Linked DNA regions of Homo sapiens: region 2 is linked to region 1. A link is a contact called in ENCODE Hi-C or POLR2A ChIA-PET data. All regions are on one chromosome and are shown on one strand. Each heading gives the region's core, a stretch centred on a gene start or an enhancer-like site at or near the end of the contact. The rest is flanking DNA. Distances are from core to core; before and after follow the strand shown. Region 1 has its middle 28 kb from the start of CSF2. Region 2 holds the start of IL4 (interleukin 4).

The links. A loop is a pair of places that touch in the nucleus more often than their neighbours do. ChIA-PET counts read pairs that join two places held with the same protein, here RNA polymerase II (POLR2A). Pooled maps may share reads with other maps.
Region 2: a map with no recorded cell type shows a loop between it and region 1 (5-fold over the local background). The contact joins the promoter of IL4 here to the enhancer-like site in region 1. A Hi-C loop is called at or near these places in 1 of 37 single-sample maps with no recorded cell type and 8 of 50 pooled maps. POLR2A ChIA-PET finds 5 or more read pairs at or near these places in 1 of 52 experiments (OCI-LY7).

Annotation. Positions count from the first base shown.
Region 1 is chr5:132,098,094-132,104,515 of GRCh38, reverse strand. No RefSeq gene overlaps it. Among named protein-coding and RNA genes, the nearest start is that of CSF2, 28 kb to the right of the region's middle. RefSeq lists enhancers at 668-1,047, 826-1,120, 6,046-6,340. Within about 2 kb of position 3,620, at least 4 of the 41 ENCODE cell types and tissues checked have a DNase peak (open chromatin) inside an H3K27ac peak, as active enhancers do.
Region 2 is chr5:132,671,673-132,678,094 of GRCh38, reverse strand. It overlaps IL4 (interleukin 4), which reads right to left and starts at 4,106. Exons shown (of 4, transcript NM_000589.4): 1 at 3,910-4,106; 2 at 3,589-3,636. The coding sequence starts at 4,044.

The DNA of each region.
Region 1 (6,422 bases), core at 2,371-4,870:
ATTTTATGTGTGGCCCAAGACAATTCTTCTTCCAAAGTGGCCCAGGGAAACCAAAAGATTGGACATCTCTGGTTTAGAGATTCAGTTGGTTTCTTCAACTTCAGTTCTTGGTGTACAGGGATGGCCTCTGACTTGCTCCACATCCTCAATCCGGCCACCACCTGGTTTTCTGCACACAGGAAACACTTGGCAATGTTGGCTGAAACAATGAGTGAGAGCCAAGTGCCAAGTGCTGGGCTAACCTCGCTCACAGCCAATTAGGCATAAAGTAACCAGGGCTGTAAGAGAAGTGGAAACAGAGATGCAGATGCTCCAAGGAGGCCAGACACTTGCCCTCCTCTCTTGGTGAGTCCTGTGCTCAGAAGGGGCACAACGGAGACGTGCTTGGGCTGTCCATACGGCAGTCTCTCTGCGGCAGTGGAGAAAGCTCTGGTCTGTGTGTATAGTGTGCATGCAGGGGAGTGTGCATATGTGTGTATATTTGCCTACATGCACATGCATGTTCACATTGGCTCTGGTCCCCACAACAACACCATTATAGGGCCCTGCTTAGCCATCCTTTCTGCAGTGGGTGGGGGGGGTGGGGAAAGGGGTTCCTGACTGCTGTGTCACTTTTGGATAGTCACTGTTTTTTGTGTGCAGCACTCCTACCTCACCTACCCCACCCCTAGAGGCAGGCAGGGTGATGACTGAAGCATCAGGCCTGTGGTTTCTGTAACAGGAAGTGATTTAGATGCTGAAAGCTAATTTTAGATGAAATGATATGGGGTTTTTAAAGAATCTTTCAGGGTTGGTTTCAGGCTCAAGGCTTAGCCCCCTGCTCCTCTTGCCTACAGGGGACAGGCAGTTTCCCATTGTCCTTGTCACTGTCTTGCTGGGTGAACTCATGCCTAGCTGGGCAGGGTTCTTAGGTAGAAAGCCAGTGCTGATTTTTCCTGGATTTCAGAATGTTTAAGTCATTGTTTTTGGCCTTGAACACCAGAGTCCTGTGACTCAGCACAGGCCTGGCTCTAGGCCAAGCAGACACAGGACCTCTTATCCCTGGAAGGGGACTGCCTGGAGGCTCCCAAGGATCTTGTTAGGACAGAGATGTCCACCCTCACCCAGGCTGAGGCCTGGGCCAGAGGTCAGATGAGGCTTCTGGGCCAAAAAAAGTATCATCTTGGGTGGCAGACACTTAGGTGGGGCCTCTTCTCCCAGTTAGCCCTGTCCTGAGCCTCTTAGCAGGGGCGGCTTTCTGACCCAGGTGCCACACTAAGGATCCCATCCTGATTGAGCCCTGTAGATTGGGACTCCTGATAGCAGCAGACACAAAAGAAACTGAGGAGTAGGCACAGAACTCTGAGAGTCCTGTCCTCCTGGTGTCGGGGTCCCACTGGTTGGGGACCTTGGAGCCTCGTGGTTTCTGTCTCTGCCAAGGCCTGAGCACAGGAAATAGAAGGTTGGGCCTCCCTGGTCACCTCTGCAAGGGTCTTCAAAGCCCATTTTAATCTGTTGTCCCATTCCCTAGGTCTTCCACAGCACCCCATACCAGAGAATGCTGCTCCCATTATCAGAGAAGCAGCCAAATATCAGCATGCTAAGAGAGATGTCCCAGGGTTACATAGCTTCACTCAGGCAGCATTGGAGCCAGCCAGGCCAGGAGCTTACCCTGTCCCATACTACCGATGGGATGCCCAGCATTCAGGGAAAAGAGCTCACTCTGCATATCTCATCTAGACAGCAGCCAGCCTCATGAACCCCTACCACAAACCTGGGACCTCTGGAAAGCCAAGTATAAGTCTCTGCCAGTTCTTAGTCCACCCTTGTTCTGCTTTGTGGTGAGGTATAGCTTGGGAGATGAGGCGAGGCCTATAGGTCTTGGTTGGTACACAAGAAGAAACACTTCTGCCTAGAGAGGCTGTCGACAGACATTTCCAGGGACACACAGCAGACAGCCTTCATGGCCTTCATGACCAGTCGGTCCCTTGTGGAAGACAAGTAGGACAGGACAGATGATTAGCCCAGAGCCAAAACTGAGCTCAAACCGCAGAAGAGGAGAGCATTCTCACAAAAGCTCCAGTGTTTGCAGCACAATGACGGAGGTAGATGGTGTGAGCTAAGCCCTGTTTTGAGAGTTCCATAGAAGGTGTCTTTGACCTATTTTCAAGGGCTGTGGTGGTAGGAGGAATTTTTGGCCACATCATAAAGAGTTTTGTGGCCACCTCTGATATACCTAGCTCAGGAAGTTGTAATTTTCCATGATTAGGTTATTAGTCACCAAAGTGATTGCTGCCCCCAGACCCTGGCCCCTGTGCTGCAGGAGGCTGACAGAGATGCCCCTCCAGCACTGCAGCCCTGCCTCCCCAGCTGCAGGCCAGAAGCCAAGGAGGCCCTGAGTACTGATGTTGGGCCCTCTGGGTGCTTCCCTTGTTTGTGGAACCCCACAGCCCCATTCCAACTTCTTGAGCACTTTGCCTACCCCAGGAGATTTAACTGGGGCAAGAAATCCTGTAAGATCTCAACAAACGGACGTGGGTAGAATAGCTCCCAGAAAATCTACTCAAGGGAAGACCCATGTACTCCAAGGTATCAATAATGGTGAGGGACTCAGTCTGTAACTTTCTAGGACAGTTTCATTTCATTTTAAAAATTTAAGATGAAAGAGTTTATTAATGGAAGTAGTTCATGAAGCACCTTCAGGAAACCACACAGGACTCAGAGCTCCTTGCCTTTAGAAAGACAGGACTGTGTCAGCCTGTGTGGCATTCACACCTGGATTCCCAGGGTGGGCTTCCCTTAGAAAGGGAGAATTAGTTGCAGCCCATCTCTCTGTGGGAATCTCACCTGGTGAGCCCCTTCTCCCAAACTCCTAGAGTGTCTCACCCCAGCTCCTGGGCTCGACTGGTGCCTCTGAGGAGCGTACCTGCTGTTGGAATTGGCGGAGCGCTGCCAGGCTGAGGAGCGAGGAGAGCCTGCCCCTGGGCCCTGCCACCAAAGCCATGGGGGCAGTCGCATGCTTTGCTTGTCAGTTGGTGGCATTTAGGTGGCATTAGGAATGTTTGTTGTTTCTAATTATTTGTTTGTTTGTTTGTTTATTTGAAAGTAATCCCTCTTTTTCCAAAGGCCTGCATGCTGCCTTGATTCTGGAGGAGCCAGGGATTGGCCCAATGACCCAAATGTTTGGAAGTCTTTAAGGGCCCTTTTCATGCCCGTGAAGTCACAGAAGTAGGTAATCACCCACCTACCCTCCCCAGGTACCCGATATTGATGTGGGTCAGAGGGGGCTGAGAAATAACTCAGCCTCAAAGCCTTAGACCGTCTTCTCAGGGTGTAACCGTCATCTCAGGATAGACAATTCAGGAAGAGGATGCCTTGCCACACATGAGGAGGTGGGAGTGGCAAATGAGCAGGCGTTGCATTCAGGGCAGGTTTAGAGGAAGGTTTGGCAGGTGAATGATGGTTTGCGTACAAACTACAGACAAGAAATTGAGAGGACAACTGGGTATAGGTGAGGTGACTACTCTGCCCTCAGAAAAGTGGAAGTCTGAGTTCATGGGGGAATGCCTCTTAAATAACACAGATGGGCAAACTCCAGACATTAGTGAAACCTTCTTCGTTAGACATTCTTTTCAGGGGTTTCTCATACTTCCCCAATCACCTTAATCATCAGTGCTGACCACAACTGATACCTTTCTGGGTGACTCAAGGCCAGTGCTCAGGCGGGCCACCGTGTGTTGAATCCAGCTGAAGATGCAGGTGCAGCTGGAGGAAGGACTAGCCCTGAATGGGCACCAACCCCAAAAGAATCCACTGACTGTCACTTAGGCAAAAGTTCCGCAGTCACATTGCTTTTGGATCCTCCGCCTCACTCTTCCTGAGAGGTATTTGGTGCAAATAGCCGGACCTCTGGAGTGGGAGACACCTGACTCCAGTTCCTGCCACTTCCTCCTTCCTGCTAGTTGCCAGACCTTGGACAGTTTGGTAACTTTGAATTTGCCCCTGTCAAATTCATTCATTTACTCATGCACTCACTCACTCATTCACTCAACATAAATTCCTGAGTAGCTTCCATGTGCCAGGTACTAGTTTAGGTACTTGGGAGTGATCAGTAGAGGAAATAGGTAAGTGTTCCGCCTTCAGAAATGTGTATCATGGCATGGGAGGTACAAAATAAGCAACAAAGCTGTTAACAAGTTAGAAAGTGGTAAGTGCTATGGGAAAAAACAGAGCAAGATAAGCAGTGCTTGGAGTGGTGGTAGAAGGGGCTGCAATCTTAAACAGTATGGACATGGCAGATCTCTGAGAAAATAACATCTGAGCAAAGACTTGAAGGTGTTGAAGGCGTTAGCCCCTTTTAGGCACAGGGAAGAGCCAGCGCAAAGGCTCTGAGGCTGGTGTGTTCAAGGAGCAACATGGAGGCAAGTGTGGCTGGAGCAGAATGAGTGAGCAGAGAGGGTCACAGGGGAAAAGAAAGTGATGGAAAGATAAAGGGGAAGATGATGCGGACCTTGCAGGCCACTGTGGGAACTATGGCTTTTCTGTGGTAAAACACAGAACTCCAAGAGGGTTTTGAACAGAGGGCTATGATCTGACTAGAGCATAACAGGATCACTCTGGCTGCTGAGTTGAGAATAGATTATAGAGCAGGGAACAGGTAGAAGCAGGGAAATTAGCTAGGCTTCCACTGAAGTATATTCTAGAAGATAATAGTGGCTGGAATCATCATGGATTCAGTGGAAGTGGGGAGAAATGAGAAATGTTGGATTCTGGACCTGTTTTGGAAGAAGAATCATCAGCATTTGCTGATGGCTTAGATGTTGAGTATGAGAGAGAGATCAGAGTTAAGGATGACTCCAAGGGTTTTTCTCTGAGCAGCTGGAAAGAAGGATTTGACCTCAACTGAGACAAGAAGACTATATGTGGGGCAGGCATGAAGGGGAAGATTAGGAGTTCACTTTAGCACACATAAAATGGGATAATTATACTTCACAGGCTGTAGTGAGGGTTAAATATGATAATATATGAAAGGTCTTAGTACTAGCAAGCTCTTAGTAAATGTCACTTTCCCTTTTTCTTTCTCAAAGAGGTGGTGAAGCATGAACAGCTGGGGTCCCCAAACCAATTTGACTAATTGCCTTTCTGTAGAAGTAATGTGCCAATCAGATGCCAAGACAGCCTCCTCCCTGTGGTTTTCTCACTCTTCAGGAAACTTTCACTGTTGCTAACAGGGTCTTTAGATTTGTCAAAGGTTTCTCGGTGATGTTGACACACTGATGTGATGATGAGTTTCTGCATCGGGGCACTGTGGCGCCCAGACAGCCTCCATCTATGTGCTCACCGTTTCCATATCAGTCACTCTGCTGGTGTCACATGAGCAAGAGGCATGATCTCTTCAGCAGAACAGTTTGGTTCTACAGACACACACCGACATCCATATCACTCCTTGTCCCCCCACCCCCAGGTTGTTATGGGACTGTTGAAAAATTACTTACCTGTGAGGTAGGTACTATTATTCCCATTTTATAGATGAAGAACAAAGGTTCAGAGAGGCTTGTTATATGAATTAAGTGAATGAGTATATGCAAAAATGCTTAGTACCACTGTGCCTAGAACTTAGTAAATGCTTGAGAAAGGTTAACCATTGTTAATAAATGTTAATCATTGTCAGTAGTTCAAGAAAGGAAGGATTTTCTCCAAAACTACACTTTTGTTATAAAAGACAGTAGGCTGACTTAACATTAGGTCACAACTTTATCTTAGCTATTTGAATCATTTGATTCTGAATAATATTGTTGGCATGTGGCACATTACAATTTTTAAATGAACAAAACAAAAAAGGTTATAGTCTGTATAGTAGAAGCATTTTCATACAGGGAATAATTGGATATACTTGACTTTATGGATGAGAAAATCCAGGTACCTGGAAGGATGCTACCCAAGGGCCATCTTTGGATATGGGATGCTCTTTACTTGTTTGAATTTTTAACAGTAAACTTAAATCATTCTTAGGACAATAGGCTAGTTTGTAAAGATGTCTCTGAAATGTCCGGTAAGATTTGTGTGGTACCTGTGTGATTAACTGTTTTCAGTGGTTACATTGCTTTATCTGAGGGGCCACCTGACTGTGCTGACACCATGATGGACAGCCCAAGTCAGGGTGCATGAGATAGTGAGGCCTAGCAAAACAGATTCCTTAGAAGTGCCCAAACTTCCCTCTTCAGCTGAGGTTGGTGACTGCTCAGACCCAGAGCCGTGCACATGCTTAGTCATTTGATCACTGTCTGAGAAAGCCTTCTCTCTGGGTAGAAACGTAAGAACAACTTGAGGTTTGTAGTATCCCTCTCAAGCTTGTCCAATCCACGGCCTGTGGGCCACATGCGGCCCAGGACAGCTTTGAATGTGGCCCAACACAAATTCATAAACTTTCTTAAAATATTATG
Region 2 (6,422 bases), core at 2,857-5,356, 570 kb before region 1:
TTTTTCAGGAAAGTCTAGACCCAGACTGAGGCACCAGAATCCCAGGCTACAGAAGCTTCCCCTTTCCCCTGTGGGGCGTGATGTCCCATGGGCAGAGCGGTTAGAAAGACATTTACTTAATGAACTGACTGAGAGTCACTCCTCGTTCCTGATTCTAGTTGGAAATGTAAGAGTGTGTCAGTATCTTTGGGCTCTGGGGGCCAAGAAACAGACCTCTCTGGGCTTTGTAGGCGAGTCGAGGTGGAAGGGACACGGGCTGATGGGGGGCGGCAGATGGTGCCTGTGTGTCTGGAGGTGGGCAGACATGCATGCTGCTGCAGAGGGAACAGTGAGATTCAAGAAAACCAAAAAGTCAGCCCTTTGCTTCTTTTACCACAAACCTTGGTGAGATTTTTCTGAAACGCTGGCTTGGAGCCTGGAAATTAAACTTAATTTTGACCCGTATATGGCCACATAGTATAGGAAAAAACCCTCTAAAGATATTTTTGAAAGGACTTTCTAAAGGAAACAAGGATAAAATAAGAATTGAAAAGAGTCTGCATTAAATGGAAAAACTTTAAAAGAATGCATCCTAAGGGCAGCTTTAGTGCAAGGCCTTAACGTTTTAGTTGCTCTGGTATCGCAGCGAGGGGGCGACACTCCATCCCTGCCGTGGCCCTGGACTCCTACCACCTGCCTGTCTAGCTCTGGCTGCTGAGTGTGTCTGCCAGTGGCTCAGGGAGTGCACTTGGACAGCCTGGCTGACCTCACAGTTCAGAACTGCTTAGGGAGTGACTCAGAAGGAGGCCTGTCCCTCCCGGGAATGTCAGGAAACAGCCACTTGGGAGATTTCTTCTGTGGCAGTGACTCTGTGAGAGTTCTAACTCGGTTCTTGACCAGCCTCACTGAGGACCATATAAATCCAGCCCGATTGGCACTGCATTCATTATCTCCCATCCTGCCCAGGATAGTCAGCTAGTGCTGTATATGAGAAACTCCTTCAAAAAACAGAGGTATTTGAGGTTCATTATGGAACTCTCTGTAGAATTATGAACTTTAGCTCTCTTTGGTAAATAGGAAATAGCTCCAACTACTTGTCCACCCAAGAAACCCTTCATCAGCCAGCCAGCTTGCTTCTTCCCACTTTGCTGTTCCTCAGACAGCCTTGACTTCATAGACACCCTGACAGGTGTTACCTGTGAAGCCCAGGACCTAGACCAGTGCCTTCTTTCCAGCAACTGCCAAGAGTAGAATGCTACCCAACTTAGAGATACTAAAATTCTTGTTCCCCCGAAGAAATAAAATCAATAGGCTGGATTTTGGAAAGATGTTTTCTTTGGGAACACAAAGAAGTACCTTTTCCTCTGCATACCACCTTTGTAGGTTTTTGAAAATAGCAACATTTCACTGTTCTGAAATATCTTAACATGTAAGTAAGCAGTGCTGAATCTTCGAGGGGAAGAAAAGAGTGAAGAGTGAGATCGTGAACTCCAGGAGGATGAAGTTCAGGGGAGGCAAATGAGACGGGTAAGAGTGAAGGCAGGCAGTGGGGATTATTCTAGGAGATGTTTGTGTGTGTGAGAGGGAGGTGAGTGAGGACTGAGTGAAGAGGGGAGTTAAGGACGGGAGGGCAGCAGTGTCCTGGCCTGCACCCGGGGGTCTTCCAGAAACAGCCCAGATGGATTGCCCCAGACTCGGCATCCTGGATGGTTTGATCCTTTCCAACCCGGTCCCCTCCTTCTTAGAATCATCGCTTCTCTGCACCTGTTCTTGCTTTTAATCGTGGTTATATCATCTCACAATAACACTTTGCACTAACTCAAGAGCTGGATTCCAATCAACCTTGCAATCACCTTCAGAATCACTTTCATATCTTCACATGTGGAAACTGAGGTGCAGAGAGGTGTGAAGATGTGCTGAAGGCCAGCCACACAGCTAGTCAGTGGCAGAGCTGGGTCTAAAACCACAGGCAGTCTTACCTCCAGGCCCTCAGCCCTCACCCTTCCTCCAGGCCTGGCTTCTAGTGAGGTGGCCCTTCCCTTGGCTTTGTTAGAGCCTTCTCAGCAGTGCCACAGGCCTCCAGAGACCCAGTGCTCAACCCGGTGGACTCTTGGCTTCTAGTAGGAGCCATCTCGGTTGGATGGACTTGGAGATTTTATACACACACACACACACACACACACACATATACATACACATATATACATACACACATATATATACACACACACATATATACACACACACACACACACACACACACACATAAACTGTTGCCCAGGTGCAGTGGCTAATCCCAGCACTTTGAGAGGCCGAGGTGGACGGATTGCTTGAGCCCAGAAGTTCGAGACAAGCCTGGGCAAAATGGCAAGACTCCATCTCTACAAAAAAATACAAAAATTAGCCAGGCGTGGTGGTGCACACCTGTCGTCCCGGCTACTTGGGAGGCTGAGGTAGGAAGATAGCTTGAGCCTGGGAGGTGGAGGCTGCTATGAGCTGAAATCGCACCACTGCACTCCAGCCTGGGTGACAGAACAAGACCCTATCTCAAAAAAAAAAAAAAGTGTGTATTTGCCCTTCAGAATCTCATCCTGTATCGGACTCCCGGGATAACTAATGAAATGAGATAGTCCAGCTAAAGGCCCGAAGAGCAGTTTCCCTCATGAAGCAGGATGGGCCCTGTTCTATGGTCTGGGTGCTGGAGTGTGACCCTGCCCAACACACAGGGCTTCACTCCTGGCCATATCATCTCCCTAGTTTGCATGGAAAGCAGGTAGTTAGGAGACCACTGTGAAATTGAGGCTTTGGGGCTTTCATTCTCAGCCGTGTGTTTCCATGAAAACAGGAACTGAAATGCACAAAACTATTGATACGGCTGTAGTCATGTGTTTGTCAGAGAAAATGCACTATCAGCTGTCAAATCTATCTCCTCCCACTACAGATAGAGGGGTGGGGGTGAGGCAGCACAGGAGGCAGAGAGGCGAGGTGCCCAGGCAGCCCGAAGCAGGGATGTGCTGGACGCTGCCCAGCAGGATGGTTCCAGACCGAGCTGGAGGGGAGTTCGGCCGGCCAGAGCAAGCTGAGGAGCTCTGGACGGCCAGCCCCGGAACCCAGAGGGCTGTTAGGTGGCCAGGCTGTGGAAGAGGAGGGGCTCTGGCGATACCTTTTCTGTTGCCATAGGAAGTCTCTTAGACAAAATGAAAGCTCCCTCAACCTGTCATCTCAATATCTGTTTCTGTGAGAGTATTTGGTTTTTCAGAAATGTATGGGCCAGAAAAATTCTCTCATTCAACAGGCATTTATTGAGTGCCTCCTACGTTCCAGGCACTATGCCAAAGCTAAGTAAAACCCAAGAGGGCTTTTCTTTGACCAGGATCTGAGTCAGGACTACAGCATGTAAGCTTTCTATTACATGTCTTCTAAATCAAGTGAAACCAGAAAGACCAAAACATGCTTAAGAGTAAAGATCAGACTTCTCGTTCTTTGAAAACATCTAACACCTTAGAGTTAATTTGGGCCCGCTCGTTTTCCATTAGACAAGTTTCTTGTTCAGACATTTGGGGATGGATCTCCCCATTTGCTAAAACAGACCGTGGGACGGCTTCTTACCTTGGAGGCAGCAAAGATGTCTGTTACGGTCAACTCGGTGCACAGAGTCTTGGTCCAGGCAGAAATGAGAGAGCAAGAGACAGAGTTAACCTCCAACCGGACAGAGAAGTCCTTGATGAGCAGCTCTCACTCCCTCCAACTGAGGAAACTTCCTACAAACCCTCAGAAAAAAGAGTGGCAGGGGAGAAGCCTCGCTGTGTGCCCTGGACTGCCACCAACCACCAGTTCCAACTTCTCTAGCAGCTGTTAACGTTTTCATGCCTAGAAATACTGAGAGCATCACCAGAACATCTGGAGAGATGGTGCCAGATAGGTACTCACCTTCTGCTCTGTGAGGCTGTTCAAAGTTTTGATGATCTCCTGTAAGGTGATATCGCACTTGTGTCCGTGGACAAAGTTGCCGGCACATGCTAGCAGGAAGAACAGAGGGGGAAGCAGTTGGGAGGTGAGACCCATTAATAGGTGTCGATTTGCAGTGACAATGTGAGGCAATTAGTTTATCAGGAGAAGCTAACGATGCAATGCTGACAAAGATATCTCTATATATAGATTTAAAATTGCTGAAACCGAGGGAAAATGAGTTTACATTGGAAATTTTCGTTACACCAGATTGTCAGTCACTTGGGGCCAATCAGCACCTCTCTTCCAGGAGAAAAAATGCCTCACAAACAGGTAAAATGTTCCTGTGAAATCAGACCAATAGGAAAATGAAACCTTTTTAAAAAATTAACTACAAAGTTTCAGCATAGGAAATTACACCATAATTTGCTCTTTAGATTAATCTTATCAGCTTGGGGCTGCTGCTGGCTTTTTGCTTTGCATAGAAGGGAGAGGCCACAGGTGTCCGAATTTGTTGTAATGCAGTCCTCCTGGGGAAAGATAGAGTAATATCAAGAAAGTTTTACTTGAAAAGTATTTTAACCTGGCTTCTTCCAAGTACAGGTGGCATCTTGGAAACTGTCCTGTCATGGAAAAGCTGATCTGGGGCTCCTTCTCTGCATAGAGGCAGAATAACAGGCAGACTCTCCTACCCCAGCACTGGGGGACAATGTTCTCCCAAGTTTAGGTGTTTTGAGAAGGACAGGTCGTATCAGGTGAGGCCTAGTTTGGGTCCCAGCAGGTCCATAAGGTCCTTACCCATAAGGAAGCCCTTGGCAAGGTAGGTCTATTCTGAGGTTTCAGGAATGACTTTTTTTTTTTTTTTTCTGAGACAGGGTCTCACTCTGTCACCCAGGCTGAAATGCAATGTTGTGATCAGGGATCACTGCAGCCTCAACCTCCCAGGCTCAAGTGATCCTCCCACCTCAGCCCCCCTAGCAGTAGGTGCGTGCCACCGCACCATGCCTGGCTCATTTTTATTTTTATTTTTTGATAGAGATAAGAGTCTCACTATGTTGCCTAGGCTCATCTCAAATTCCTGGGCTCAAGTGATCCTCCTACCTCAGTCTCCCAAAGCTCTGAGATTACAGGTGTGAGCCACCATGCCTGGCCAGGAATGCCCACTTTTTGAATGGAACCTAAACACATCCTCAGCTAATTAGGAAAAAGAGCTACAGTCTTACCAACTTACAAATCAGCCCTCCTAGTCAGTGCCCCACCACCCGCCCTGCTTGTTTTTTATTGAATTCATGTGGACACAATAAGGTGCTCATTGCCTCACCCCAGCAGTGAACGTAAGGACCCCACCACTCACTCAGGTGCCTGGGCCCTGTGCAAGGCCACCCCACCTCCCAGTAAGGGCTCATGGGCAGCAGGATTCTTGGGCCCTGCCTGCCCCCTGCTTTTCTCCCAGAACCTTCCCTTCCCTTGGTCTCTGACCTTCTTTTCCCTATGAATTTCTTTTTTTTTTTTTTTTTTTTGAGATGGAATCTTGCTCTGTCACCCAGGCTGGAGTGCAGTGGCGTGATCTTAGTTCACTGCAAGCTCCGCCTCCTGGGTTCATGCCGTTCTCCTGCCTCAGCCTCCCCGAGTAGCTGGGACTACAGGCACCTGCCACCACGCCCGGCTAATTTTTTGTATTTTTAGTAGAGACGGGGTTTCACCGTGTTAGCCAGGATGGTCTCCATCTCCTGACCTCGTGATCCGCCTGCCTCGGCCTCCCAAAGTGCTGGGATTACAGGCGTGAGCCACTGTGCCTGGGCCTCCCTATGAATTTATTCTGGAAGATCATCTAAAAATGTGTGTTGCTAAGGTTTTGCCTCTGTTCCACTTCCCCGCCCCCCCCTCACCACCCCCTGCCCCCATACTCTGTCACCCAGGCTGGAGTGCAGTGGTGATCATAGCTTACTGTAGCCTTGATCTCCTGGGCTCAAGGCATTCTCCAGCCTCAGCTTCCCGAGTAGCTGGGATTACAGGCACATGCCACCACGCCTGGCTAATTTCTGTATTTTTTTTTTTTTTTTAGTAGAGATGGGGTTTCACCATGTTGGCTAGGCTGGTGTCGAACTCCTGGCCTCAAAATGATCCACCCACCTCAGCCTCCCAAAGTGCTGGGATTATAGGCGTGAACCACCATGCCCGGCCAAGGTTTTGCCTCTGTTTTGGATCTTTTCTTCCCTTATTATTATTATTATTAAATTGACAAATAAGTATTGCACATATTTGTGCTGTATGATATAATGTTTTGAAATGTGCATGTTATGGAATTGCTACATCAAGCTACTTATACAATACTTCACATATTTATTTTTGGTAAGAACATTTAAAATCTACTCTGTGATTTATTTATTTATTTTGAGATAGAGTCTTGCTCTGTTGCCCAGACTGGAGTGCAATGGCGCAGTCTCAGCTCACTGCAACCTCTGCCTCCTGAGCTCAAGCAATTCTCCTGCCTC